2 separate regions of the Homo sapiens genome follow, and region 1 is linked to region 2. Evidence: read pairs that join two places in POLR2A ChIA-PET (ENCODE). Cell type or tissue: endothelial cell of umbilical vein. All regions are shown on one strand. Each heading gives the region's core, and the rest is flanking DNA. Links, peaks and the distances in the headings are about the cores only. Region 1 has its middle 12 kb from the start of SLC9A7. Region 2 overlaps RP2 (RP2 activator of ARL3 GTPase).

Region 1 (16,790 bases), core at 5,446-13,445, 94 kb after region 2:
CTGGACCTACAGGAGTATTAAGAAAATTAGTGTAGGCTGGGCAAGGTGGCTCACACCTATAATCCCAGCACTTTGCGAGGTTGAGGCGGGTTAATCACCTGAGGTCAGGAGTTCGGGACCAGCATGATCAACATGGTGAAACCCTGTTTCTACTAAAAATACAAAAATTAGCCCGCTGTGTTGGTGCATGCCTGTAATCCCAGCTACTCAGGAGGCTGAGGCAGGAGAATCGCTTAAACCCGGGAGGCGGAGGCTACACTGAGCCGAGATCATGCCACTGTACTCCAGTCTGGGCGATAGAGTGAGACTCTGTCTCAAAGGAAGGAAGGAAGGAAAGGAAGGAAGAAAGGAAGGAAAGGAAGGAAGGAAGGAAGAAAGGAAGGAAGGAAGGAAGGAAGGAAAGCAAAGCAAAGCAGGGTATTCTGCTGATAGCCTGTAGTATATTTCAAGAACACTGCTTTAACATATAGGGAAGATTTTGATATTAAAGATGTGTTTAAACACTGAAGTGATCTACTAATGTAGTAAATATATACTGAATGTCTATTATGTCCTTTATGTATGTTAAGTCATTTAGCCTTCATTAGATAGTGAGATAGGTACTATTATCCCCATTTTACATATGAAGACAGTGAGGCACAAAGAAAGTAAATAATGTATCTAGGGTCATACAGACAGTTCATGGTAGAGCCCAGGCTTAAACCCAAGCAGTCTGGCTTTAAAGCTTGTGCTCTTAACCATTATGCCACAGCTTCTTTAAAATAATTTTACTAATTTCTTTAAAAGGTCTGCCGTCTAGATTACAGGCGTGAGCCCCCGTGCCTGGTCTCACTGTCACGATCTCCAGGCTGGATTGCAGTGGCACCATCTCAGCTCACTGCCACCTCGACTTCCTGGGCTCAAGCTATCCTCCTGTGTTGGCTACCCAAGAAGCTGGGACTACAGGCGCGCACCACCACGCCCAGCTAATTTTTGTATTTTTTGTAGAGACGTGGCTTTGCCACATTGGCCAGGCTGGTCTTGAACTCTTGGGCTCAAGCGATCCTCCTGTCTTGGCCTCCTAAAGTACTGGGCTTATAGGTGTGAGCCACCATGCCTGGCCACATTTCTAAATTCATATTAAAGCAGATTAAAAAGAAGAGTGCCTAAGGAAGAACATCATCTATATTTACTCTCTAGCCATGGAGATAACAATGTTTTCATTTAAAAAATATATATTGAGCATGTAAACCAAATAGTATCTGAGACAGGTCTCAATCCATTTAGAAGTTTATTTTACCAAGGTTAAGGACATGCCCGGAGGAGAGGAAACAGAGAATCACAGAAACAGTCTGTGGTCTGTGCCTTTCTCCAAAGATGATTTTGAGGGCTTCAGTTTTTAAAGGGGAAAAGCAGGCTGGAGGGGAAAGAGGGAGGAGGGTATGATATTCACATGTTGCAAGAGAAAAGGAGCAGGTAGGGGAAGAGTCAATTATGTATTCGTCTCTCACTCAGTAAATCACTGTACATAAGATAAGGTGAACACAGAGTAGCTACCTGCAGAGATATTTAACCTTTTATCTGTAGCTATCAGCTTAGGAACAAAGGGAAAGGCAGCTTCTGGCATGACTCAGCTTTCAGCTTCATTTTTTCCTTTTGGCAGTGAATTGGTGTCCTGCGTTTTTATTTTCCTTTCACAAGCCGCTAGAATCTGCCAAGCTCTTTGTGGGGTAAACAAGACAGATAATATTTCTGATCTCAAAGCTTAATGTTAATGTAATGGGAGAGACACAAACACACAAATAAGCCAAACCAAGATAGCAGCAGATTGTGAACACTGCTGAGAAAGAATTAAAGAGAGCGCTGTAGTAGTAACTGGCAGGGGAAGAGGCGCATTGAGATAGGGTCGACAGGAAAGGTCTCTTTGTGACAGTGATGTGTAAACTGAAACTTGGAGGCTAAGAAGGAGCCAGCAGAGAGGCAGGCAGAGAGATAGGGTGGTAAGATATTTTCAGCCAAGGGAACAGCACGTGCAAAGTCCCTGATACAAGTTCCCACACAAGAAAAACATTGCCCCTACTATTTTTCTCTGCCACTTAAAAACAGTACAAATTTTCGCTCCCTAGAGCAACAGTAAACTGCTACCCACAGGTATCCCTTCCACTTCTGTTGTTTTATTTCATTCATTAGCAGATAATGATGTTTTATGCTTATAACTATAAAGGCTGTGCAAGCAAGTAGAAGAGGTAAATCTCAACACAATGATATGATCTGGTCAGATTGACCATCAGCGCTGCCTCTCACACTCATCTTCTAAGCGATGCTGTTACTGGAAAGGGATCCTGATCCAGACCCCAAGAGAGGGTTCTTGGATCTTGCATAAGAAAGAATTCAGGGTGAGTCCCTAGAGTAAAGTGAAGCCAGCTCTATTAAGATGCTGAGGCAGATGGATCACTTGAGGTCAGGAGTTCGAGACCAGCCTGGCCAACATGGTGAAACCCTGTCTCTAATAAAAATACAAAAATTAGCCGGGTGCGGTGGTGAGTGCCTGTAATCCCAGCTACTGGAGAGGCTGAGGCAGGAGAATTACTTGAACCCAGGAGGCAGAGGTTGCAGTGAGCCGAGATTGTGCCATTGCACTCCAGCCTAGGCAACAAGAGTGAAACAATCTAAAAAAAGAAAAGAAAAAGAAAGAAAGAAAAGGAATAAAGAATGGTTACTTCATTGGCAGAGGAGTGGCTTGAGCTACTCGACTAAGGATACTTATTGTTACTTCTTGATTATATGCTAAACAAGGGGTAGATTACTCCAGAGTTTTATGAGAAAGGGGTGGGCAATTCCCAGAGCTGAGGGCAATTCCCCTTTTTAGACCATGTAGGGTAACTTCTGGATGTTGCCATGGCATCTGTAAACTGTCATGGCGTTGGTGAGAGTGTCTTTTAGCATGCTAATGTATTATAATTAGCATATAATGAGCAGTGAGAACAACCAGAAGTCACTTTTGTTGCCATCTTGGTTTTGGTGGGATTTTGCTAGCTTCTTTACCTCATGCTGTTTTATCAGCAAGGTCTTTATGACCCATATCTTGTGCCAACCTCCTGTCATCCTGTGACTAAGAATGCCTTAACCTCCTTAACAAACCCAAAAATGCTTTAGTTAAGGCATTCTTTTTTTTTTTTAAGATGGAGTTTCGCTCTTGTTGCCCAGGCTGGAATGCAATGGCACGATCTTGGCTCACTGCAACCTCTACCTCCTGGGTTCAGGCGATTCTCCTGCCTCAGCCTCCTGAGTAGCTGGGACTACAGGCATGCACCACCATGCCCGGCTAATTTTGTATTTTTAGTAGAGATGTGGTTTCCCATGTTGGCCAGGATGGTCTCGAACTCCTGACCTCAGGTGATCTGCCTGCCTCAGCCTCCCAAAGGGCTAGGATTACAGGCGTGAGCCACTGCGCCTGGCCTAGTTAAGGCATTCCTAATTAAGAATGCCTTAATGCAGCCCAGTATGGCTCAGCCTTATTTTACCCAGCCCCTATTCAAGATGGAGTTGCTCTGGTTCAAATACCTCTGACAATGCCATCAATCTCTTCATCACCCGAGTCAGAACCAGAGGACCCAGCCAATCCCCAAATGATCACTGACTTCTCCCAACTCAGTCTCTCATCCATCTCCATTGTCATTAATTCAGTTCTATTCCTCTTACTTATTTCCTTCTGAATTATAAAATGTTACTTCCTAGCTGGTGTAGTGGACTGTAGAGATGGCCACAAATAATTGCAGCTCCTTCCATCAAGAAATGGAATCGGCTGGGCGTGGTGGCTAATGCCTGTAATCCCAGCACTTTGGGAGGCCGAGGCAGGCGGATCACAATCAATCCTGATCAATCCTGATCACATGAGGTCAGGAGGTCGAGACCAGCCTGACCAACATGGTGAAACCCCATCTCCACTAAAAATAAAAAAATTAGCCGGGTTGGTGGTGTGCCTGTAGTCCCAGCTGCTAGGGACCCTAAGGCAGGAGAATCACTTGAACCTGGGAAGTGGAGGTTTCAGTGAGCCAAGATGGTGCCACTGCTGCACTCCAGCCTGGGCAACAGAGCAAGACTCCATCAGAAAGAAAGAAAGAGAGAAAGAAAGAAAGAAAGAAAGAAAGAAAGAAAGAAAGAAAGAAAGAAAGAAAGAAAGAAAGAAAGAAAGAAGGAAAGAAAGAAAGGAAGGAAGGAAGGAAGGAAGGAAGGAAGGAAGGAAGGAAGGGAGAGAGAGAAAGAAAGAGAAGAAAGGAGGGAGGGAGGGAGGGAGGAAGTTAGGAAGGAAGGAAGGAAGGAAGGAAAATAAAAGAAATGGAATCTCTGTTTCCAATCCTTGAATCTGGGCTGGCTTTGAGACTTGCTTTGCAGTGGAAGCAACATTATGTGAGTTCCAAGCATGAGGCTCAAGAGGCCTTGTGTTCTTTCTACCTTGTTCTAGGAAGTCCTACCACCACTGCCACATGGGCAAACCCAGAACAGCCTGCTGGATGATGAGAGACCATGTGGAACAGAGATGCTCCATCTCATCTGAGCCATCCTAGACCAGCCCACCCTCAGCTGACCTGGCCACAGACAGCAAATACATGAGCGAGCCCAGCCAAGTTCAGCCAAGCTTGGCCCAGATCAGCAGAATTGCGCAGCTGAGCCCGGTCCAAATTGCCAAACCACAAAATTGTGAGGTAAATAAATATGTGTGTGTGTTTGTGTTTTGTAAGCTACTAAATTTTGGGGGGTAGTTCCTCTCTCAGCAAAAGCTAACTGATAAAATTGGTTTCCCATCTTCTAGTTTTGGCCCCACTACAATGGAGCCTCACCATTGCCACTGTGATGGTCTTTCTAAAGCACCACTCAATCACAATACTCCCCCAACATTTTCCCATTGCCTCTATGTAAAACCCAAACTTCTCAGTTGTACTTCATCTTTCACCAAACAGCCACAGGCTATAACAAGTACCTGCGATTTCCTGGGCCTACAGTGTATTCTTTCACCTCCATACTTTTGTGAATGCTCGCTATGTGCTGAATTGTGTTTCTCCAGAATTAGTGTGCTTAAGCCCAACCCCTAGTACCTCAGAATGTGACTATATTTGAAGATAGAGTCTTTGAAGAGGTGACTAAGTTAAAAAGAGGCAATTATAGGGGACACACACACACACACACCCCCCCCCCCCACACACACACACACAGGGATGGCCATGTGAGGACACAGTAAGAAGGTGATCATCTGGCCGGGCGTGGTGGCTCATGCCTGTAATCCCAGCACTTTGAGAGGCTGAAGAGGGTGAATCACTTGAAGTCAGGAGTTCAAGACCAGCCTGGCCAACATGGTGAAACCCCGTCTCTACTAAAAATACAAAAATTAGCCAGGCGTGGTGGTGTGTGCCTGTAATCCCAGCTACTCAGGAGACTAAGGCAGGAGAATCACTTGAACCCGGAGGGCGGAGGTTGCAGTGAGCTGAAATCACGCCACTGCACTCTAGCCTGGGCAATAGAACGAGACTCAGTCTCAAAAAAAAAAAAGGTGATCATCTGCAAGCCAAGGAGAGAGGCCTCAGAAGAAACCAAACCCACCAACACCTTGGTCTTGGACTTCCAACCTGCAGAACTGAGAGAAAATACTGTTATTTAAGCCACCCAGTCTTTGGTATTTGGTTATGGCAGCCTGAGCTGCCATGTTTTCTTTCTACTGGGAAGTCCCTTCAAACTTTAGTACATCCACACTTGCTACTTCCTCACCTCGCTAATTATGACTTGTCCTTCACACTGAACTCACCACCTTGGGGAAGCCTTCTATTATTCTCTTTAGGCTGGTTAAGTGTCCCTGGTCTGTGATTCCTTCCCTGTATTAGAGCACTTATCTAGATGCTTCAGTTTTTTTTATTGTGGTAAGAACACTTAACATGAAATCTGTCCTCTTAACAAAATTTTAAGTGAACAATAAAGTATTGTTAACTATAGGCCCAATGTTGTACAGCAGATCTCTAGAACTTCTTCATCTCACGTAACTGAAACCTTCTCTCTGTTGAATAGCAATTCCCTATTTCTCCCTACCCCCATCTCATGGCAACAGTCATTCTACTGTCTGCTCCTGTGTTTGACTACTTTATATACCTCATACAAATGATGTCTTGCAGTATTTGTCTTGATATGATTGGCTTATTTCACTTAGCACAATGTCCTCAAGTTTCACCCCATGTTGTTGCATATGGCAGGATTTCCTTCTTTTTTAAGGCTGAATAGTATTTCGTTGTGTATATATACCATGTTTTCTTTATCCACTCATCTTTCAATGGATATTTAGGCTGTTTCCATATCTTGGTTATTGTGAATAATGCTGCAGTGAACATGGGAGTGCAGACATCTCTTTGAGATCTTGATTTCAATTCTTTTGAATAAATACCCAGGAGTAGGAATGCTGGATCATATGGTATTTCTATTTTTAATTTTTTGAAGACCCTCCATACTGTTTTCCACAGTGGCTTCACCATTTTATATTCCCCACCAACGGTGTACAAGTTTCCCTTTTCTCCATATTCTCACCACTACTTACCTTTATTTTTTTGGTACTAGCCACCCTAACCAGTGTGAGGTAATATCTCACTATGGTTTTGATTTACATTTCCTTGATGATTAATGATGTTGAGCATCTTTTCATATATGTGTTGGCCATTCGTATGTCTTCTTTGGAAAAAATGTCTATTCAGGTCCTTTGCCCATTTTTCAATAGGGTTATTTGGGCTTTTTTTGCTACTGAGTTGTATAAGTTAATTGTACATTTTGGATATTAACCCCTTATCAGATATATGGTTTTCAAATATTTTCTCCCATTCTATCGGTTGCCTTTTCATTTTGTTTATTGGTTTCTTTGCTGTGTAGATGCTTTCTAGTCTGATATAGTCCCACTTATTTATTTTTGCTTTTGTTGCCTATGCTCTTGGTGTCATATCCAAAAAATTATTGCCAAGACCAATGTCAAGTGGCATCAGTAACTTTAATGGAACAGGTAACAGCCCTGTAGGTAGACTCATTCTTACTTTGGAATGGAATATGTTACTCATGCCCTGAGTTGCATTATCTTTAATAAGTTTTAATAATATCTTTAATAAGAATTGTTTGAGGAAGTTATATTGCTGTATCAGTTACAAGTAAGATTGGCTGCATAGAACAATGCTTTTCTCCCAACAAATAACAAAATAGCATTTTTCTCTCCCATTTCTCTCAGGTAAAGGAAATCTGGAGGTAGGCTGTCCACAAATGGTATGGTATCTTCGGGTTGTCATTGAGCACTCAGTCTCATGTTTTCATCCTACCATACACAGCACACAGCTTTCATTTTCAAGGTCACATCATGATCCAGATTCGCTGGTGGTGCTTCAGCCATCAAGTCTGTTTTGCAGGCTGGAAAGAAGAAAAAAAGGGGAAGGACAAAAGGTCATGCACTGTTAAAGATCCTAGCTGGGAGACCTGCCCAGAGCTTCCACTCACATTTCACTGAATGGATCTTAGTCCATGGCCATACTTTGCTGTAAGGGAGTCTGGGAAATTTAGTGTTTTGTTTTTGTTTTTTAGCTGGACACATTGACTAGGTGTTTTTTTTTTTTTTTTTTTTTTTTTTTTTTTTTTTGAGACGGAGTCTTGCTCTGTCACCCAGGCTGGAGTGAATGGCATAATTTCGGCTCACTGCAACCTCTGCCTCCCAGGTTCAAGTGATTCTCCTGCCTCAGCATCCTGAGTAGCTGGGATTACAGGTGCCTGCCACCACACCCGGCTAATTTTTGTATTTTTAGTAGAGATGGGGTTTCGCCATGTTGGCCAGGCTAGTCTTGAACTCCTGACCTCAGGTGATCCGCCTGCCTTGGCCTCGCAAAGTGCTGGGATTACAGGCGTGACCTACTGCGCCTGGCCTAGGATTTAGTTACTAAAGAAGAAAGGGATAGAAGAAAAGGATATTGGAGGGTGACTAGTTGTCTCTGCCTCAGCCACAGATAAGTGGCTCATATTAAAACTACTACTGCCAAGATGAATTTGTAGGGACTGAAGTATAAATGCTGTACAAAGCTGATTGGCATAAAGCTCGTAATATTTTGTTCAGCAGAAGGGAAGAGAATATTCTTTTTTTTTATTGAGGTTAAATTACATGTAACCCCAAACCAACCACTTTAATGTATACAATTTGGTGGTGTTTAGTACATTCACAATGTTGTACAACAGTCACCTCTATCTAGATCTAAAACATTTTCATTATTCCAAAAGGAAACCTTAAACCTGTTAAATGCTTGCCCTCAATTACCCCTTCCCTCTCACCCCTAGTAACCACCAATCTGTGTTCTGTCTCTATGGATTTGCCTATTCTGGATATTTGATATAAATGGAATCATGTGTCTGGCTTCTTTCACTTGGCATAGTGTTTTTGAGGTTCATCCACATTATAGCGTTCCTTTCTATTGGTGAATATGGGAGGAGAATCCTCTTAGCAGACACAGTACCATCCTCCATGGCACATTCTAAACAAAGGCTCCAGCAAAAATCGGTTGCCTTATAATTGGGTGTAATGCTCCTGATTAGTCTCGTGGAGGTAGAGCTTAGCACTTGCCTACCCACTCCCTTCTTCATAGCTACTGGATCCTTAATTTTCTTTGAAGCATCAGTGTGCCCTGCCAGGCAATGTCTTGCAACTGCACCAAGCCAATTGTGACAAACTGTTCCCCATTTTTCCAGCCTCTCTTGCAGCCAGAGGTGGCCACTTAATCAAGTTCTGGGCAATGAGATCCAAACAGGAGTTGGCTGAGCCTCAGGGAGATAGGGTTGAGGAAGCTTTCACCTTCTTGATAAAAGGAGAGAGGCTGCAGGGCCCTTCCCACTTTTCCCTGCTCTAAACCTATACCTGATGTTTCCAGTTGCAGTATCTCTTTCTCAATCCTAACAGCTTGGCATGTTAGGATTGCATCCTTGAGTCGTGTTACATCCTTGAGTCACTGAGCTGGTGGTTTCCTACTGAGAGAATGCCTGTTATATGAGCAAGATAAAGTCTTACTCACTTCAGTCTTTGGGAGCAGGTTTTCTGCCACTTACAGCAAAAGCATTTCTAATAAACCTTAAGAGTTCCTTTTAAGTGATCAATTTTCCCATACATGGCAGAGGCAAAAGTTTGCAGCTGCCATGGGAAGAGGATGATCAGAAGGGACTCCTAAGGTTACTGTAGCTAACCCTGAATAGGGTCTGAGGTAGCATTTTTCTAACATGGCTACTGAATCCTAAACATACAGTCCATGTGGGTCTGTACAGACATGAAGGCAAGGGTGCCTGGGTCTTCTCCGTGTCTTTCTGCCTCTCTTGCTTTAAGATAAGGATTATCTATTTATGTTTATGGTATTCAACACATCTGCGAAGGTTCCCCAGGGGCTGTTCGACCTTGCCTGTCATCGACTCACAGAGTGGTGCACTGCAGTGGGAGCTTGGATGGAAGCCCAAATCTGGAAGATGCTAAAAGGAGCTAAAAACTGCAATTCCTACATTTTGCTATCTGTAGTGAGACAGGAACAGGCAGATAGAAGGGACAATCCTGAACTGTTAATAAAACCTTTAGGGAGTATCTTGAGTTCATAATAGGCTCTTCTTGATTTTAAAACATCTTGCTAATAAGGGCATTCTCTCCTGCATTTGCTGAAATATTTTCAGATGAATTTAAGATAATTAAAAAGGAATCTGGAGGTTTCCCAAGGTTTTGCTTAAATGACTCACATTTAGAGGAATCTCAATGTGCATAATGAGAAACATAAAACAAAACTATGAGTGCCTAGAAATGACTTTGCTTTTGTTCTAGAGAATCTGAACTAAGATTATATTTTGAAATTGACTTGGGAGGGATATTTGGTTTTTGGAAATAGAATAAAAAATGAACAGCTCTGGTTTGGAGGTAATAAAGCAGCTGACAAAAATAACCCCTTTATATTTAAAAGTAGCTTTTATTTAATTTGAAACATGCTACAGGGTTACTATAGCATTAAATATATTTAAATCTTTAAATATATTTAATTAAAGATATTTAATGAAATATCATTAAACATTAAAGATATTTAATTAAATATCATTAAACATTCAAGATATTTAATTAAATATCATTAAACATTCAAGATATTTAAATCTTTCCAGTTTCCCCGGACTGAATTGAATTTTAACTATACATATTTACCAACATAGATCAACTAAGTGAATGTTGCCAGCTGATATTCCATAGAAACAGAGCAACAAAAGTAAGAAAGAGGCAGAAAATACATTAGAAAAAAAGCAAATAATGACTAAGAGATATGAATTCTAAATAAAGTAGATGACCAAGAATCCACATGGGGTACCTTGACAAAATATAGAATGCACAAAATGACTTCCAATTAAATTGCATTATAAGTATATAGCTAAATTTTTAAAAACATATCCTCTGCTTTATTTATACTTTATAATAAATGTATTTATTTATTTTGTTGAAATAATTTATTCTTTCAACAAATATTTTTGAACATCTGCTATGTACCAGGCATTATGCTCAATGCATTTTTTAAGCTAGAGCTAAACAAATAAAACAACAGCAAAAAATACAACAGAAGACACTCCATCCCTGCCTCCAAAGAGCTTAATATAAAGTGGGTATATCAATAAATAATCTGATAATATGATACAATGTGGGAAATGTCATGTTAAAAGTAAACAGGAGGCCATGTTTACTTTATAGGTGTGGCGGTGGCTCACGCCTGTAATCCCAGCACTTTGGGTGGCCAAGATGGGTGGATCACTTGAGCCCAGGAGCTCGAGACCAGCCTGACCAACATGGCAAGACCCCGTCTCCACTAAAAATACAAAAAGAAAAAAAAATTGGCCAGGCGTGGTGACGCACGCCTGTAGTCCCAGTCACTAGGGAGGTTGAGGCAGGAGAATACCTTGAACCCAGGAGGGGAGGTTGCAGTGAGCCGAGATCGTGCCACTGTACTCCAGCCTGGGTGACAGAAGACTCTGTCTAAAAAAAAAAGAGTAAACATGAGCTATTAGGAGAAAATATAGGAAACATCCCAGATCCAGATGAAGGAGGCTTCTTGGAGTAGGTAGCATCTGAATTGGGCTTTGAACAACTAGCAGCAGCTGCCAGGTCAAAATGATTGGTAAGGCAAGAGGTGGAGCATAGGCACAGCCCAAAGGTGTAAGGTATCTTGATGCATTTAGGGAAGAGTGAGACGGAGGGGAGGTGGCAGGGGGTGAATCACAAATGTATTATTAGTCAGGATAGGCTACTTTACACTGTGGTGACAACCGTGAAGTAAAATAAAAATTATCTCCCAGACTACATGTCACACAGGCTTTTCCACCCTATAATTTACCATCTCAGCGTGAGGCTTTAGGACTCACTGCAGCAGGTGGAGAGAACACATGCATCTGCTCTTAAATACTTTTGCCCAGAAATGACATTCACCACTTCTACTCTCATTTCGTTGGCCAAAGCAAGTCATAAAGTCACCTCAAACGTCAAAGAGGTGAAAAATGCAATCAATGCAATCCATCTGTTTTGCAAGAAGGGAATCAGAAATATTAGGAACCACCAGCAAAGTCTACCATAGGCCCTGTGTACCGCGCTTTGAAATTGTGATTTTATCTTCAAGTGCAGGAACAAATGCAAGCAGAGGCCAAACAAACACAAGGAATTCAGGGTCAGCTTCACAACTGGTTGCCCTCTGACTCTATACTTCAAGTCTCCAAAGGCTGAGTATCAGTCAGCGTCCACAGGAAAACAGGCCACTACATGTTCCCACAGAGGAGGTTAAGATAAGGAATTGGTTACATAGGTAATGCAGAAATGAGATAGCAAAAAGGCAACTGTGAGAGAACCCAGAGATAATAACTACAAGAAGCAGCTACTATCCCTAAACTTGGAAAAACAACAGGGAAGAGGTAGGATTACCAGAACCTGGCGGTACAGAGCAAAGGCCATGCAGAATAGATATGAGGTCCTCTTAGGATGCCTGGTTGCTGCTGCTGAGGTGCTGCCAATGGGAGGCACTTGTGGGAGAGTGGAAGGCAGCCAGAGGGGAGAAGCTTCCTTCCTGGTTCTTTTTTTTTTTTTTTCCTTGAGACTGAGTCTCCCTCTGTCACCAAGGCTGGAGTACAGTGGCGCAACCTTGGCTCACTGCAACCTCTGCCTCCTGAGTTCAAGTGATTCTCCTCCCTCAGCCTCCTGAGTAGCTGAGAATACAGATGCCGCCAACACACCCGGCTAATTTTCCTATTTTTAGTAGAGATGAGGTTTCACCATGTAGGCCAGGCTGGTCTCAAACTCCTGACCTCAAGTGATCCGTTCGCCTCGGCCTCCCAAAGTGTTGGGATTACAGGCGTGAGCCACCACGCCCCGCCAATGCTAGTGTTTATGCCCATATATTTCATAGTATCCTGTGGGTGTGCCTGAATTTAAGGTTTCAGTTTTCCTCATCTGCCACATTTCAGGGTAACTGAACCCAGGACATAGCTCTTGGGGACTTCTTGAGGCCTTAACCACCGTCTTAAACTAATATAAAGTTGTAGCATGTCCAAGGGTAAGCAGAGGATTTGTTAACACATGACAGAGAGAAATTATTTAAGTTAACTTACAGCAATATTTATTTTTCTTGTACAATTATTTGAATTTAACACATGTACAGATTCATACGACCATCACTACAATCAGAATATAGAATGGTTCCATCATCCCCAAACCTCCCTTGTGTTATCCCTTTATAGTTATACGCTTCCCCTCCCACTTAGCCCCAGACACTACTGATCCATTCTCTGTAACTATACTTTTATCATTTCAAGAATGTCATAAAATGGAATAATATAGTGTGCAACCTTTTGAGACTCACTTCCACTCAGCATAATGCCTTTGATATTCATCCAAATTATTAGTATATCAATTGTTCATTCATTTTTATTGCTGAATGGTATTCCATTGTATGAACATACAACAGTTTTTTATTCATTCACCCACTGAAGGACATTTGGGTTGTTTTCAGTTTTTGGCTATTATAAATAAAGCTGCTAATAACATCCATGTAAAAAGCTGGGCGCAGTGACTCACACCTGTAATCCCAGCACTTTGGGAAGCCGAGGCGGGTGGATCACTTGAGGTCGGGAGTTCAAGATCAGCCTGGCCAACATGGTGAAACCCTGTCTCTACTAAAAATACAAAAATTAGCTGGGCATGGTAGCACATGCCTATAATTCCAGGTACTTGGGAGGCTGAGGCATAAGAATTGCTTGAACCTGGGAGGCGGAAGGTGCAGTGAGCCAAGATTGTGCCACTGCACTCCAGCCTGGGTGACAGAGCGAGACTCTGTCTCAAAACAACAACAAAAAAATCCATGTGCAGGTTTTTGGATGAACACATTTTCACTTCCCTTGGATATATACATATATACCTAGGAGTGAGATTGCTTGTTCTTATGGATAAATGCATGTTAACTTTATAAGAAACTGCCAAACTCTCTTCCAGTGTGGTTTACCATTTTGCATTCCCACCAGCAATGTAAGAGAGTTCCAGGGGCTCTTCGTTCTCATCTCCAATTGGTGTTGTCAGTATTTTTTATTTAGTCATTCTATTTCTAATATTCTAAGTCAATCTAATAGGTGGCAATCATGGTATTAATTTTTATTTCCCTAATGGCTAATGGTGTTAAACATCTCTTCATGTAATGATTTCTCATCCACATACCGTCTTTTGTAAAGTGTTAGTTTAAACCTTCTGCCCATTTTTCAACTGGGTTGTTTTCTTATTAAGTTTGGAGAATTTCTTATGTACTATGGATATAAGTCCTTTGTTGAATATGTTTTGTAAATATTTTCTCCCACTCTGTAGCTTGTCTTTTCATTACTTTAAAAGTGTCTTTTGCAGAGCAAAAACTTTTAATTTTGATGCAGTCCAATTATCAATTTTTTCATATAAGGATTGTGCTTTTGGTGTCATATCTAGGCACTCTTTGCTTAATCCAAGATCAGGAAGGTGTTCTTATGTTTTTTTGTAACTGTTTCACAGTTTTGTATGTTACATTTAAATCTATAATCTACATAAAATTCATTTTTGTACAAGGTATAAGATTTAGCTCAAGGTTCATTCTTTTTGTGTATGGATGCCCAATAATTCCAAACAATTCATTGAAAAGAACGTACCTTGTCCATTTAATTGCTTTTGCACTTTTGTGAAAAATCAATTTTGTATGTAGACCTATTTCTGGACTCTAATTTTGTCCCATTGATGTATATATCTATTCCTTCACCAATGCTACCCTGCCTTAATTATACTTTATTACTTTACATAGTAGCATTACAGTACATCTTAAATTGGATAGTGTGAGGCCTCCAATTTTATTCTTCTTTTTCAAAATTGTTTTGGCTAGTCTGTTACTTTGACTTTCCTATTAATTTTATATTTCACATGGCTATATTCACCAAACATTTTGCTGGGATTTTTATGGAAATTTTATTAAATCTGTATATCAATTTGGAGAGATTTGACATCTTTGCTTAGTCTTTCAATCCATGAACATGGCATGTCTCTTCATTTATTCAGGTCTTCTTTGATTTCTTTCATCAACATTTTATAGATTTTAGCATATAGATCCTGGACATGTTTTGTTAAAAATTTATACCTAAATATTTTTCTTTTATGCTATTGTGAATGATACATTTTAAAGATTTTTTGGCCAGGTGCAGTGGCTTACACCTATAAACCCAGCACTTTGGGAGGCCGAGGCAGGCGGATCAGGTGAGGTCAGGAGTTCGAGATCAGCTTGGCCAGCACAGCAAAACCTTGTCTCTACTAAAAATACAAAAATTAGCCAGGTGTGGTGGTGGGTGCCTGTAATCCCAGCTTGGGAGGCTGAGGCAGGAGAATCACTTGAACCCTGGAGGCGGAGGTTGCAGTGAACCGAGATCGCACCACTGCACTGCAGCCTAGGTGACAGAGCCAGACTCCACCAAAAAAAAAAAAAAATCTCCAGTTGCACATAGCCTGTATATAGAAATATGATTGGTTTTTGTGTGCTGACCTTGCACCTTGAGACCTTGCTAAACTCGCTTATTTGGTTCTAGGATTTTGTAGATTTCATGGGATTTTTCTAAGTAGATGATCATATTATCTATGAATAGGAGAATTTTTCTAATATCCTTTGAGAATTTCTCTTTTTTCCTCCCTTTTCTTTTTGTTCCCTCTGTTTTTAGTTCCTCTGTTTCCCCAGCATTCCATTAAAATTTACATATTGTGATTTTTGCTATATACGTATGCCTTTTATTTCGTTTTTCTGTCTTAGTGCACTGACTTGGAGTTCCAATACAATGTTGACTAAGAGTGGTGATAGTGGACTTCCTTGCCTTTTCCCGACCTTGGGGGGAAAGAATTCAGTCTTTTAAGAATAATGCTAGATATTCTGTGCGGTTTTTTTTTTTGGGGGGGGCGGGTATCTGCTCTTTATCAGGTCAAAGAAGTTCCCTTTTATTCCTATTTTGCTGAAAGCTATCATGAATGGATGTTGAATTTTGTCAGTGCTTTTTTCCGCATCAGTGAATATGATCAGGCAGCTTTTCTTCTTTAGACAGTAAATATGGTGGATTGCATTGAGTGATTTTCTCATGTTGAACAAGCCTTGTAATCCTAGGATAAATACCACTTGGTCATGGTGTACACTTCTTTTTATACATTGTTAGATTCAATTTACTAATATTTTGTTAAGAATTTTTATGTCTAAGTTCATGAGAGATATTGGTATGTAGCTTTCTTTTCTTCAACTGTCTGACTCTCTAGAAGAGACTGTACAGTATTGGTGTTATTTCTTCACACGGAAATCTATTTTTGTTGGATGTATTATTTTTGGTTAACAGTTCTTTCAGCACATTAAAAATGCTGTGCATGTCTTTATGACCTTCTTGGTTTCTGATGAGAAATCCGTAGTCATCTGAATTGTTGTTACCCTGTATGTAATATTTCATTTTTATCTTTCTGCTTTAAACATATTTTTTTGTTTTTCTTTTCAGCAGTTTGAATATAATGTGTCTGTGCTTTGATTCTTTGGGCTTATCCTGCTTGGGTTTTGCTGAGGTTCTTCAATCTGCAGGCTTGTGTCTTTTGCTTTATCTGGAATGTTTTCAGTTATTATATTTTCACATCTTTTTTTCTGTACCACACTGTTTCTCTTCTCCTTCTGTAACTCTAAAGACACAAATGTTAGATATTTTATTATCTCCTATAGGTCTTTGTGGCTCTATTTATTTTTCAGTTTTTCCTCTCTGCTATTCAGGTTGGATAATTTCTATTGATCTATTTTCATATTTACTGACTCTTTCATCTCTATTCTGCTATTGCATCCATCCAATTTTAAAATTCCAGCTATTGTATTCTTCACTTATAAAATTTTTTTTTTTTTTTTTGAGATGGAGTGTCACTCTGTCACCCAGGCTGGAGCGCAGTGGTGCGATCTCAGTTCACTGCAAACTCCACCTCCCAGGTTCAAGTTATTCTCCTGCCTCAGCCTCCCAGTAGCTGGGATTACAGGCACATGCCACCATGCCCAGTGAATTTCTGTATTTTTAGTAGAGATGGGGTTTCACCATGTTGGCCAGGCTGGTCTGGAACTCCTGACCTTGTGATCTACCCGCTTTGGCTTCCCAAAGTGCTGGGATTACAGGTGTGAGCCACTGTGCCCAGCCTAAAATTTCAATTTGGTTCTTCTTTTATCTTTTACTCCTGTGCTGAGCCTTTTATCCTTACATTCATTTCA
Region 2 (14,974 bases), core at 6,898-14,897:
AAAATTCACTGTATACCAATGGAGGTTGCTAGGGCACCAATTCACTACTCTGAAAATTGATGCTTATTTTTCTCTTTATTTATTCTGCTTTTCTGACATGAAGCATATTTCAAGTTAACCAAACAGCTCTGGCATACGAGGAGTTCTGTTAACATCTGTTAATAAATGCAGAGGTAGTGACAAGATTAAAAAGTAAGTTTGCTAAAAAAAAAAAAAAAGAAAGAAAATACAGAAAACAGTCATTTTGCAACGCCTATTAAAACAATTGGTTCAGGCAACAATCATCAATGGTTTTAGCATCCCACAGAGAAGACTGCAGGAAACTCTACAATAAAAAGAGAAGGTCGTCACCGTGTAAACCCAACCATTAAATCTTAGTATCCCTAAAAGTACAACAATCAAACATTATGTGCCTTCTCAATTAATGCAACAGGAAACAGTACCATCTATGTATTCCTGCCAAAAAAAATTAAAAAATAAAAGTAAAAAAATAACTAAACCTGAACGTAAACAAGGCTTTGATCTAACTTCTAGTCTGCAAGAAATATGGAGGAACGAATTAAACAACCTCATAAATACTATAACATAATTGACCAAGCTTCTTTCCCAAGACAAAGGCAAGAAAAAAGTAGTAGAGGGGGAACACCTGTTTTTGATTTAAGAGCGATAGAAGATTAAAAAAAAAAAACCAAATACAGTAAGTGGGTCTATTTTAGATCTGGATCAAATTAACTGTAAAAACACAAAGAATTATTTTAGTAAGTAGGTAAATCTGCATATAGACTGAATATTAGAGGATACTAAGGAATTATTGTTAATTCTGTTAAATGTGATAATGCACTGTAGTTAAGAAAACATTTTTAATTTTGTTTTAAGATAATGAAATATTTAGGGATGAAATGACAGGATGAATCAATTTGATTAAAATGTTTTAGCAAACAATGAGTTTTTTTTTTAAGTATGGCAAGAAGTTGATGAAACTGGGTGATGGGTACACATGGGGGTCATTGTACTCTCTACATTTAGTACATTTGGAAATTTGCAAAATGAGTTTAAAAAGTACTTTAAACCTAATAAATACTGAACTAAAAAGAAAAGGTTGATAATAAATGTAGGGTTTCCAGTTTTGCAAGGTAGAAAGTTTGAATTAAGGTAGAATATAGTTTCATCACTACAAGGAAATATAGTGTGTGTGTGTATTTAAGTTAGACATTTATTATTAAAAGTTCCAGTCTTTCTATAAAGAACATGTAATCTAGAATTCAGAAATACAATCTTGGTAGAATTACTCAGGTATATAACTTGATTGATATTGACTAGAATATGATAAACTTCCAATAAATGACCTAATAATTTTCCAACAAAAAAGTGGACAAATGCATTTGTTTTAACATGTGTGGATAATCTTAAATTTAAAAAGACTACAATGTTTGTCTTATATGCTTGACATAGATTTGCAACTCAGTAGTTTATGGTGTTCCTAGAACGCAGCTGAAGACCTGGTATGTAGAGGAAATATGAGGGGTGGTGCTAGAAGACAGACATCTGTGGAATGATTCACATCCTCTCAAATTAGGAGGATGGAGGCCTGCTTCATTAAGAAGCTCAGGGTCAGGTGGGGGTGGGGAAAACACTTAGCAACATGGGGAACCGTCAGGGGAGTCTCCTTATTTCTGTTCTGCATATGAAGACTCCTATAGCAGCCAGGTGAGGCTCTCTAGTTTAATAAAAATCATGGGAAGAGTCTGAAGACTCTTCATAAGTGTTAATAGGGATTTTTATCAGCTTATTTTGGTTGCAGTTTCCAATTTTTGAAAATGTTTAGGTAATCTTTTCCACCTTCCCAAATCCTAATTCTTTAGATTCATTAGTGTTGAACCAATGCTTTCTCATGTCTCAATTCTTTGTTTATGCATTCTTTTCATATGTATTAAACAAACAAAAACCCTTAAAAAAACTACAGTGTTGACAATGCACTTGCTAAGCACTACTAAATTTTTTAAAAACTACAATGTTGACAACACACTTGTTAAACACTACTATTTGTCCCTCTATCTAATGATGATGCCAATTACTGTGATTATTTCTAACTGAACTATGAGGTCAACAAGGATTACTGGTCATGTTTTTAGTGTTTTAATATGAACATCTTATTCAGAGAGTTCATGGTAGCTTTAGATCTAAATATTTCAGCTGTCATGAAAAATTGTGAGACTCTGAAGCAGACAAAAAAGATTTCTGGATGTCTTATCTAGTGAACCCTTCTGAGATCTAACATGACCTTGGAACAAGCCACTATGTCTCAATTAGATTACTGCAACAGCCTCCTAGCTGGTCTTTCTGCTTCCCCATTAAAGCGACCAGTGACAGGATTTACACTTTAAAAGGACCATGACATTCCTCTGCTCTAAAACTGCCTATAAAGTATGATCTATATTTTTATTTTTAATTGCTCTAAAAATAAGTGACGGTTCAGGCCAGGCACAGTGGCTCACTCCTGTATTCCTAGCAGTTTGGGAGGCTGAGGCAGGCAGATCGCTTTAGCCCAGGAGTTCAAGACCAGCCTAGGCAACATGGCAAAGCCCCATCTCTACAAAAAAATACAAAAATTAGCCAGGCGTAGTAGCCCATGTCTGTAGTCCAAGCTATTCGGGAGACTGAGGTAGAAGAATCACCTGAGCTCTGGAGGTCGAAGCTGCAGTGAGCCGAGATCAAGCCACTGCGCTCCAGCCTGGGCATCAAAGTGAGATCCTGTCTCAAAAACAAACACACAAACAAACAAACAAACAAAAAAACACCAGACAGTTCAAAGCAATAACATTAACAACGTATTAGGTGTTTATAGCATATACAACAGTAATATATGACAATAATGACACAGAGATGAGAAGGAAGAATTAAGAATATAATGTTATCAGGTCCTTAGATGACAGGTGAAGTTGTGTAATATTAGAAGGTAGACTCAAATTATTTAAAAATATTTGCTGTAAAACCCAACATAACCATTAAATAAGTTTTTGAAGAAGAGGTATAAATATGTCAATAGACAAGATTAAGTGGAATTACAAAACTGCTAAAAAGAAAAAGAGGTAATAAGAAAAAAAGAACAACTGGAACAAATCAGCTAGCAAAATGAAAGATTTTGATCCAACTGTATCAATAATCCCTTTCAATGTGAATGGTCTAAATACAGCAGTTAAAAGAGACTGGATTGAAAAGCAAAAACCAACTACATGCTGTCTACAGAACACTCACTTTAAATATACAGCCTTGATAAGCTACAAGAAAAAAAGATAAATCTTTACAATAAAACACTAACCAAATGAAAGCTAGAGTAGCTATATTAATTTGAGATGAAGTAGATTTCAGAACAAGGAAAATTATCAGAGATAAAGAAAGACATCAGAGTCGGACATGGTGGCTTGTGCCTGTAATCCCAGCTACTGAGGAGGCTGAGGTGGGAGGATTACTTGAGCCCCAGGAGTTCGAGGCTGCAGTTGAGCTATGACTGCACCACTGTACCCCAGACTGGGTGACAGAGCAAGAACCCCTCTCTTAAAAAAATGAGGGACATCACATAACCATGAAGGATTCTCCAAGAAGATATAACAATCCTAAATGTGTATGCACATAATAACAGAGCTTCAAAATACATGAGACAAAACCTGACAGGATCTGAAAAGAGAAACAGACAAATCCAAAATTACAGTTGGAGGCTTCAACACTCCTCTCTCATTGATTTATGGAACAAGTAGGCAGAAAATCAGCAAGGATACAGATAACCTGAATAGCACTATCAACCAACTTGACCTAGTGGACATTTATAGAAAATTCAACCAAGCAACAGCAGATTACACATTCTTCTCAGATGCACATAGAATATTCACCAAGATAAGCCATATTCTGTGCCATAAAATACATTTTAATATAAAAAACAGAAATCATACAAATGTGTATTCTTGGACCATAACAGGATTTAGAAATCAATAATAGAAATACACTTGGGCAATCCCCAAATGTTTGGAAATTAAACAATTATACTTCTAAATAATCCGTGGATCAAGTGAGGTCTCAAGGGAAACTAAAAAATAGTTTTAACTAAATCAGTGGTCAACATACTTTTTCTGTAAAGGGCCAGACAGGAAATATTTCAGGCTTTGTGCACCATAATGTAATAGATAAAAGAATGAGTGGCCGGGTGTGGTGGCTCGCACCTGTAATCCCAGCACTTTGGGAGGCTGAGGCGGGCAGATCACCTGATGTCAGGAGTTTGAGACTAGCCTGGCCAACATGGTGAAACCCCATCTCTACTGAAAATACAAATATTAGCCGGGCGTGGTGGCGGGCACCTGTAATCCCAGCTACTCGGGAGGCTGAGGCAGGACAATTGCTTGAACCCGGGAGGCGGAGGTTGCAGTGTGCCACTGCACTCCAGCCTGGGTGACGAGAGCAAAACTCCATCTCACAAAAAAAAAAAAAAAAAAAAAAAAAAGGAATGAGCGTGGCTGTGCTCCAATAAGACTTCACTTATTAAAGCAGGCAGTGGGCCATAATTTGCCAAACTCTGAATTAAATAAAAATGAAAATACAACATATCAAAATTTGTGAGATGTGCTAAAGCAGTGCTTAAAGGAAAAATTGTAACATTAAATAACAGATATAGTCAATCCTCATTATATGCAGATCCCTTCATTTCAAATTTACCTACTTGCTAAAATTCATTTCTAACTCCCCAAATCAATGCTTGCAGTGCTTTCATGGTTATTTGTGGACATGCACAGTGGCAAAAAATTAGAATTGCCTGATGTGCATGCTCCCAGCTGAGGCTGAACAAGGTGATACTCTGCCTGTTTCAGCTATTGTAGTATAAGAAAGTGTCCTTTGTGAGGTCTAGGTAGTGCCGTATTTTTCACATTTTTGTGCTTTTTGTTGGTGATTTTACCTGTTTAAAATATCCCCTAGGCCAGGCACAGTGGCTCATGCCTGTAATCCCAGCACTTTGGGAGGCTGAGGAGGGAGGATTGCTTGAGGCCAGAAGTTCAAGATCAGCCTGGGTAACATGGCAAGACCCCAACTCTACAACATTGTTTAAAAAAATAGCTGGGGGCTGGGCGTGGTGGCTCATACCTGTAATCCCAGCACTTTGGGAGGCCAAGTTGGGTGGATCACCTGAGCCCAGCAGTTCAAGACCAGCCTGGGCAACAAAGCAAGACCCTGTCTCTTTTATGTTAAAAAAAAAATAGCTGGGCATGGTGGAGTGAACCTGTAGTCCTAGCTCCTTGCGAGTCTGAGGTGGGAGGATCACCTGAGCCCATGAGTTTGAGGTTACAGTGAGCTATGGTCATACCACTGCACTCTACCCTGGCTGACAGAGCAAGACCCTGTCTCCAAAAAAATAAAATAGCCCCCAAACACAGTGCTGAAGTGCTGTCTAATGGCTCCTAAACTGAGGAAAGTTGTGATGTGCCTCATGAGAAAATGTGTTAGATAAGCTTTGCTCCAGCATCAGTTCTAGTGCTGTTGGCTGTGAGTTCAATGTTAACGAATCAACAGTATATGCTAAATAAGGTATCTTTAAACACACATTAAACAAAGTTATGTATTGCACCAGGCGCGGTGGCTCACGCCTGTAATCCCAGCACTTTGGGAGGCCGAGGCAGGCGGATCACCTGAGGTCAGGAGTTTGAGACCAGCCTGACCAACATGGAGAAACCCCATCTCTACTAAAAATACAAAATTAGCCGGGCGTGGTGGCACATGCCTGTAATCTCAGCTACTCAGGAGGCTGAGGCAGGAGAATCACCTGAACCCGGGAGGCGGGGGTTGCGGTGAGCCGAGATCACACCATTGCACTCCAGCCTGGGCAACAAGAGCAAAACTCTGCCTCAAAAAAAAAAAAAAAAAAAAGTATGTATGAAAACCTACAACTGACGGCCGGGCACGGTAGCTCACGCCTGTAATCCCAGCGCTTTGGGAGGCCGAGGTGGGCGGATCACCGAGACCAGCCTGACCAACATGGAGAAACCCCGTCTTCATTAAAAATACAAAATTAGCCGGGCGTGGTGGCGTGCCTGTAATCCCAGCTACTCAAGAGGCTGAGGCAGGAGAATCACTTGAACCTGGGAGGCAGAGGTTGCGGTGAGCCAAGATCGCGCCATCGCAGTCCAGCCTGGGCAACAAAGAGCAAAACTCCGTCTTAAAAAAAAAAAAAAAGAAAAACTACAACTGACATAATTCCTTTTAAAATTTTTAATTTAATTTTTTTAAGAGATGGGGGTCTCACTTTGTTGTTCAGGCTGGTCTTGAACTCTTTGCTTCAAGCAATCTTCCTGCCTTGGCCTCCCAAATTGCTGGGATTACAGGCATAAGCAACTGTGCCTAAACCTGACATCGATGTTTTTGTTGTTTTGAGACAGGATCTCCTTGGGTCACTCCCCCCAAGGCTGGAGTGCAGTGATGTGATCTCAGCTAACTGCAACCTCTGCCTCCCAGGCTCAAGTGATCCTCCCACCTCAGTCTCCCAAGTAGCTGGGACTACAGGCACGCACCATCACACACCCAACTAATTTTTGTATTTTTTTGTAGAGATGAGGCTTTGCCTTGTTGCCCACGCTGGTCTCAAACTCCTGGGCTCAAGTGATCCACCTGCCTCAGCCTCCCTAAGTGCTGGGACTACAGGCATGAGCCACTGCGCCTGGCCACTGACATTCTTTTTTTTTTTTTTTTTTGAGATGGAGTATCGCCCTGTCTCCTAGGCTGGAGTGCAGTGGCGCGATCTTGGCTCACTGCAACCTCCACCTGCCGGGCTCAAGCGATTCTCCTGCCTCAGCCTCCCAAATAGCTGGGATTACAGACAAGTGCCACCACGCCCGGCTAATTTTTTGTATTTTTAGTAGAGACCCGGGTTTCATCATGTTGGCAGGCTGGTCTCGAACTTCTGGCCTCAAGTGATCCACCCACCTTGGCCTCCTAAAGTGCTGGGATTACAGGTGTGAGCCACTGCGCCCGGCCTACATCATTCCTAAGGGTGAGACTGAACACTTGCAGAATAGTGATGGAAGGCATCTTTGCCTTGCTCCTGAGATCAGCCTCCAGAGTAGCTGGGGCTACAGGCGCATGACACCATGCTCGGCTCATTTTTTTTTTCTTTTTGTAGAGACAAAGTCTCATTATGTTGCCTAGGCTGGTTTCGAACTCCTGGGCTCAAGCAATCCTCCTGCCTCGGCCTCCCAAAGTGTTGGGATTACAGGCATGAGCCACCACGCCTGGCCTATCTTGACAAATTCCCTGTGAATCTAAAATTGTTTCAAAATTAAAAGTTGATTTAAAAAACACAATGAGATATCATGACACACCTATTGGAAAACTGACAATAGCAAATGCTAGCAAATTACCCAAGTGACTTGAAAAGTTATGTACACTCAAAAACCTATATACAATGCAGGTCCCTCAAAAAACTAAAAATAGAACTACAACATGATCCAGCAATTCCACAACTGGGTATAGATCCAAAAGCAAGGAAATCAGTATGTCAAAGAGATAGTTGCACTCATGATCACTGCAGCACTATTCATAATTGTCAAAATATGAAATCGGCCTAATTGCCCATCAACAGATAAATGGATAAAGAAAATGTGTTACCCTTATACAATGGAATATTAGTCAGCCATAAAAGGAATGAAATCCTGTCATTTGCAGCAACATGGATGGAACTAGGGACCACTAGTTAAGTGAAATAAGCCAAGCACAGAAAGACAAATATCACATGCTCTCACTCATATGTGGGGGCTAAAAAAAGTGGATCTCATGAAGATAGAGAGTAGACTGGTGGTTATCAGAGGCTGGAAAAGGGGACAGTGGGGTGGGGGGGAATGTGGAGAAAAAAAGAGAATGTAAATGTATTACCACTGAACTGTATACTTAAAAATGGTAAAGGTGGTAAATTATGTATGTATATTTTACCTTAATAAAAAAACTTACACACAAATGTTTATACTGGCTTTATTCATAATTGGCAAAACTGGAAACAAGCAGGATGTCCAACAATTGAATGGAAAAACAAACTGGTACATCAATACAAGGAATACTATTCAGCAATAAAAAGGAACAAGTTGGCTAGGAGCGGTGGCTCACGCCTGTAATCCCAGCACTTTGGGAGGCCGAGGCGGGCGGATCGCCTGAGGTCGGGAGTTCGAGACCAGCCTGGCCAGCATGGTGAAACGCCATCTCTACTAAAAATACAAAAATTAGTCGGGCGTGGTGGCAGGCATCTGTAATCCCCGCTACTCGGGAAGCTGAGGCAGGAGAATCGCTTGAACCCAGGAGGTGGAGGTTGCAGTGAGCCAAGATCACGCCATTGCACTCCAGCCTGGGCAACAGAGCGAGACTCCTTGTCAAAAAAAAAGACAAAAGAAAAAAAAAGGAACAAGTTATTGAGTCACCTAGCAAGAAGACTGAATCACAAATGCATTTTAATAAATGAAGCCAGACCCAAAAGGCTACATGTTGTATGATTCCATTTATGGTACACTCTGGAAAAGACAAAATCATAGGGACAGGAGACAAATCAGTTGCCAGGAGTTGTGGTTGACTGACTAAAGGGGCCACACAAGGGAAATTTTTAGGGAGAACTGTTTTCCATGGTACTGGGGTGATAAGTGGGGTGGTGGACTTTATGCACTCATCAAAACTCATGCCAACTGAATGTTACTGTATGCAAATTTTAAAAAATTAACCAAGATGTCACAGTATCCAAGGATGGAATGAAGCTTGTAACAAATGAATCTAACAGTATTAGAAATGTGTGCCAATACTTCAATGAAGGGGATAAGGGAAAAAGGAGCTAACCTCAGGACTTTGGAAAACTGTTTTGAGTGGCTACTGTAAGGCTAAAGACAAGACTGTACAATACCAACTGCACTCTAGTTGGCAAATAAGTTTCTCACAGGGGTATGGGTTAGTAATTCTAAAAATATATTATATTTATACTAGGGTTAAACAAATAAGTGAATAAAATGGACATAATGGAAGCCAGGTTTCTCACTTTCAGAGTAAGAAGTCACAAAAAAGCAAGGGAAGGGATGCTAGAATGAACCCTGTGGTGCTGGATTAGGGTCAGAGGTATTTTAATAGATAGATAGATAGATACAGGATTATAGATGTGTGTGTATATACAGGTTAATAGTCATACATGTATTTTTTACCTTTGTCTGTTGAAAGGGCCTAGAACCAGTGGTACCCCATTAGTAAAGGGCACACCTAGCACCCAGATCATGGTTTCTAACTATCATTCTAGAATAAAAGAAACCAGCGTTCCTTGGAGAAATGGTTGATACTAGTTCTGGAGCAAGGAAAAATACAGGATGAGCCTGGAGCATCTTGTAGGGCCAGGAAGTAAGGAAGTGTTCAAAATTCAAAAGGATGGGGCATGTCAAAGGGACAAAAAAGCCAACCTAAAAGAGCTCCAGATGGTTAAAACCAGAACAATTTGATAGTATTGGATTATAACTTAAAAGAACAAAATACACACCCATGAGAAATAAATGATTGAATAAATGGGGAGAAGGGACAAATCTTTTTTTTTTTTTTGAGACAGAGTCTCACTCTGTCGCCCAGGCTGGACTGCGGTGGCAATCTTGGCTCACTGCAATCTCCGCCTCCCAGGTTCAAGTGATTCTCCTGCCTCAGCCTCCCGAGTAGCTGGGACTACAGGCATGCGCCACCACATCCAGCTAATTTATGTATTTTTAGTAGAGATGGGGTTTCACCATGTTGGCCAGGATGGTCTCGATCTCTTGACCTCGTGATCCGCCTGCCTCAGCCTCCCAAAGTGCTGGGATTATAGGCGTGAGCCACCACACCCAGCCAGGACAAATGTTTCTTACAGAATTCCAAATAATGTATGTGGATATTCCTGTCTCCCGATGGTAGAGCTTAATTCTCCTCTCCTTGATTGTGTGTTGATCTTAGTGACTCATTTTCAAAGAATGGAGTATGGAAAGGGAAACATGGAAACTTTACGGCAGAGAAATCTGGCAGATATCACCTCATATTGACATCATGTGCCCTGTGATGTCGTGATGAGAAGGGCACTTCCTCTTCCTAAAAACCCATAACCCTAGTCTAACCAGAGGAAAATGTCAGATAAACATAAATTGAGGAACATTCTACAAAATAATTGACCACTACTATTCAAAAGTTTCAAGATTATGAGAAACAAGGAAGACTGAAGAAATGTCACATCTGTCACAGGAAATTAAGGAGACATGGCAACAAAAAGCAATGTGGGATCTTGGATTGAATTCTGGAACTGAAAAAGGACATAAGTTGAAAAACTGGTAAAATTTGAATAAAGTCTGTAGTTTAAGTTAGCATTTTACCAATGTAAATTTCTTAGCTTTGACAAATGTACTATGGTTATGTTAACATTTAGGGAAGCTGGGTAAGGGATATACAGAAACTTTCTGTACTATCTTTGCAATTTTTCTGTAAACCTAAAATCATTCCAATATAAAAAGTTTATTTTAAAAAAGCCCACAAATGTCCAGTAGCATCTCATCTCACTCAGACTACTATAGAAGCCAAAGTCTCTACAGTGGCCTACAAGGCCCTTCATTATCTCTCTCTCTACTTCTCAGACCTCATCTACTATGTTTGTTGAATAATTGAATGAATTACTCCCTAAAACAAAAGAACCCAAGTCTGACTAATCTGGAGAACTATCAAAAAAGGAACATTCCAAGGGTACATCTCAAAGATTTCTGAATCAGGCTTTCTGGGGTGGGAGTAGAAAATTTGTTTATTGGCTGGGCTTGGTGGCTTATGCCTATAATCTCAGCACTTTAGGAGGCTGAGGCGGACGCATCACATGAGCCCAGGAGCTTGAGACTAGCCTGGGCAACATGGCAAAATGCCATCTCTACAAAAAATACAAAAATTAGCTGGGTATGGTGGTGCACGCCTGTAGTCCCAGCTACCCAGGAGGCTGAGGTGAATGGATCGCTTGAGCCCAGGAGTCAGAGGTGGGAGGATTGCTCGAGCTCCGGAGTCAGAGGTGGGAGGATTGCTTGAGCCCCGAAGACAGGGTTTGCAGTGAGCCGAGATTGCAGCACTGCACTCTAGCCTGGACAACACAGTGAGACCCTGTCTCAAAAAAAAAAAAAAAAAGAAAGGAAGGAAGGAAGGAAAATTTGTTTATGTATTTATGTATTTGAGACAAGGTCTCGCTCTGCTGCCCAAGCTCGAGTGCAGTGGCACGATCATGGGTCACTGCAGCCTCAACCTCCCTGGGCTCAGGTGATCCTCCCACCTCAGCCTCCAAGTAGCTGGGACTACAGGTGCACACCATCACACCCAGCTAATTTTTGTAGAGACAGGGTTTTGCCATGTTGCCCAGGCTGGTCTTGAACTCCTAGGCTCAAGTGATCCGCCTGCCTCAGCCTCCCAAAGTGCTGGAATTACAGGTGTGAGCCACCGTGCCTGGCTGAAAATTTACATTTTTAAAAGCACCCTGGATGGTTCTGAGGATTAGTCAGATTTGGAGATCCTCATGATGGAAAACAATGAATTCTCTTATTAAGCAGTCAAATAGCTTTATTAAATATTAAAAATAAATGTGACTATTGCAACTGAAGAGGAAAATTGAGAGACTCTGAGGTGCAAACTATTTAAGATACATGTGAATTCTCAAAAGAAATAAATAAATAAGACCACCCTTAGTTCAGTACAGTGATTCTCAACTGGGAGCAATTTTGCCTCCCTCCCACACCCCTGGGGACATCTGGAAACATTTTTCGTTGCCACAACTGGGGTGGTGTTTTATTGGCATCTAATAGGTAGAGGCCAGAGATGCTGCCAAACATCTTGTAAGGTATAGGACAGCCTCTCATAACAAAGAATTACCTGGCCTAAAATGTCTGTAGTGCCACAGTTGAGAAACCCTGCCTTAGAATGACTGATGGCCACTTTTAGATAAGGGCCCAGTCCATCCAACTCCTGCTAGAATATCTCCACTGCCAGCCTACTCAGTATTCCACAGGAATCAGCGCACTGCTGAGCAGCTTAAAAGTTTTCCCCAACTTTTTATTTTGAAAATTTCTATACATTATAGAAGAATTGAAAGAATAGCATAAATATGCATTTGCCCTTCACCTACACCCACCAAAAGTTAACATTTGTCCCCATTTGCTTTATTACAAAATAAACACCATCTATCTGCACATATATGCTTTGTTTTGCTGAGTCATTTGAAAGTAGCAGACATAAGAACACTTCAGCATGTATCTCCTGCATAACCACACCACCATTATTATACCAAAGGATCAACGATAATTCTATCTCATCTTCAAACTTCCCCACTTGTCCCAAAAATGCTTTTTACAGCTCACTCCAACCCAACCTAAGATCCAATCAAGGTTCACTCATTGCATTTAGTTGTTATATCTCTTTAGTCTCTTAATCCAGAATAATTCCCCCATATTTTTTGTTTTCCATTATACTGTCTGAAGAGACCTAGCCAGTTGTCTTGTAGAATGTCTTCTATTTTGGATTTGTCTTATTTCCTTATGGTGTCATTTAACATATTTCTTTTCTTCCTACACTACAAACTACAAGTTAAGTCTTGGCTCAATTAGATTCAGGTTACTTTGGCAAGAACACTCTACATATGATGTTGTGTATTTTTCAATGCATCACATCACAAATAACACGTTAGGCTGTCCATCAATGATGCTGTTTGATCACTGGGTTAACATGGTGATCACCAAATCTCTGCTGTAAAGGTACACTTCCCCTTTGAATTAGGATGTATAAATATCCTGTTGGGTTTTTTTGTTTGTTTGTTTGTTTGTTTTTTTGAGACAGAGTCTTGCTCTGTCGCCCAGGCTGGAGTGCAGTGGCGCGATCTTGGCTCACTGCAAGCTCCACCTCCCGGGTTCACGCCATTCTCCTGCCTCAGCCTCCTGAGTAGCTGGGACTACAGGCGCCCGCCACCACGCCCGGCTAATTTTTTGTATTTTTAGTAGAGACGGGGTTTCACCGTGTTAGCCAGGATGGTCTTGATCTCCTGACCTTGTGATCTGCCCGCCTTGGCCTCCCAAAGTGTTGGGATTACAGGCGTGAGCCACCACACCCGGCCATTTTTTTTTGAGACAGAGTCTTGCTCTTTTGCCCAGGCTGGAGTGCAGCAGCGATCTTGGCTCACTGCAACCTCCGCCTCCCAGGTTCAAGCAATTATCTGCCTCAGCCTCCCTAGTAGCTGTGATTACAGGCAACCGCCATCACACCCGGCTAATTTTTGTATTTTTAGTAGAGACAGGGTTTCACCATGTTGGCCAGGCTGGTCTTGAACTCCTGACCTCGTGATCTACCCGCCTCAGCCTCCCAAAGTGTTGGGATTACAGGTATGAGCCACTACGCCCAGCCAAATATCCTACTTCTTAGCAACTTTTACCCCAATAGTTTTAGCACCCACTGATAATCTTTGTCTGAAATAATTATTACATTGGGGTTGGAAATGGTGATTTCCAAAGTCCAGCATTCCTTCTGCATTTTTTAGCTCACAATATTCCATAAACAGCAGATGAACATTCTTTTCTTCTCTCCCCTTTTTGTTTAACAATATGGATGCATAGATTTCTGTTGTTAAATCATTACCTTCATTCTTCTCTTTTTTTGAGACAAGGTCTTGCTCTGTTGCCCAGGCTGCAGTGCAGTGGCATGAGCATAACTCACTGCAGCCTCAAGCTCCTGGGCTCAAGCAACCCTCCCACCTCAGCTCCTGAGTAGCTGGGACTACAGGTATGCATCACCCCTAGCTAATTTTTGTATTTTTTGTAGTGACAAGGTCTTGCAACGTTGCCCAGATGGGTTTCAAACTCCTGGCCTTAAGCAATCCTTCCACTTCACCCTCCCAAAATGCTGGGATTACAGGGGTTCGGCACTACATCCAGTCCCAGTATTCCTTTTAATTGTTAAATTGTCCCAAATTTGGCCCATGGAAACTCCTTCAAGCTGGCTCCTAAGATCTTTTGATATGAACTCATCAGTCTTTGAATACTTCCTATAGGCATCTCTTGTTTTTAAGACTTGTTTATATAATATTTATTTGCTGAAATTCCTGCAACATCTGCTTATTGGTTTTAGTTCTACTTTTTGCAGCAATAGAACATTTTACTTCTTCCATGTGGAATGTTCTGTTACTTAAATGCAGATATTATATTTGGGTTGGAGCAATTCTACAATACGACTTCACTAACATCACACAGGTACATAAATCATTAATTTAGCTCTACCGATATGCTCACTTTATTCCTAACTCTCACACTTTAGGATGTCCAATACACTTATTACCTGATTCAATTTCCAAAAGCTGCTAAGAAGTTAAACATTCATTTTCAAGCTTCCAAATGTTCCCATGTCAAAATGGTTGCATCAAAGGGGCCAGGTCAGAATTTCCTACATATATTCTGGGGTAGATTCATGCAGTGGGTCACAGCAAGTCCTTGCTACCACTACAGTAACCACAGAAGTATTATCAAATACTGCATTAATACTTACCAGCTGAGTTACACCCAGCATTACTTATTATCCTAACATTCCTCTAACATTTGCATACAGATTTTTGCAGTTTATTATAATATTTTTATACATAAAGAGCACATAAAATGCAGATGTGCCCTCTCTCTAGGGAATACCCAATCAACACTGCGTATTACTATACATATTTGCTCAGGCCAGTCAAGGAAAGCCTGATGAGCCTTGAGCAAACAATGGCCCCACTCTGAACAGATAAAGAGTACTCTGTCCTCTAGAATCAATACACCTTCAAATACAGGTAGGCAGACAGTAACCCTTCAAGTGGGCACACATACTCAAGTTCCTCTCTTTGAAGACCTATATCCAGTATCTGAAATTTATTGGTGGCATTTACCCACTAGGGAAAACAATTCTAATTATACATGGAAGTTAATCAATC

The links. Peaks named below come from ENCODE experiments on the same cell type or tissue, not always from the same donor. Only the 100,000 strongest peaks of a DNase experiment are listed, where the experiment ranks them.
Region 1: POLR2A ChIA-PET joins it to region 2 with 6 read pairs; 1 of 35 experiments calls an interaction of 5 or more read pairs at or near these places.

Annotation. Positions count from the first base shown.
Region 1 is chrX:46,763,149-46,779,938 of GRCh38, reverse strand. No RefSeq gene overlaps it. Among named protein-coding and RNA genes, the nearest start is that of SLC9A7, 12 kb to the right of the region's middle. In endothelial cell of umbilical vein, for the core only: no CTCF peak of the experiment used is centred there; no DNase peak of the experiment used is centred there; H3K27ac peaks cover 431 bases.
Region 2 is chrX:46,860,540-46,875,513 of GRCh38, reverse strand. All of the region lies in intron 3 of RP2 (RP2 activator of ARL3 GTPase), which reads right to left. Among named protein-coding and RNA genes, the nearest start is that of RP2, 31 kb to the right of the region's middle. In endothelial cell of umbilical vein, for the core only: no CTCF peak of the experiment used is centred there; a DNase peak (open chromatin) is centred at 10,003; H3K27ac peaks cover 1,265 bases.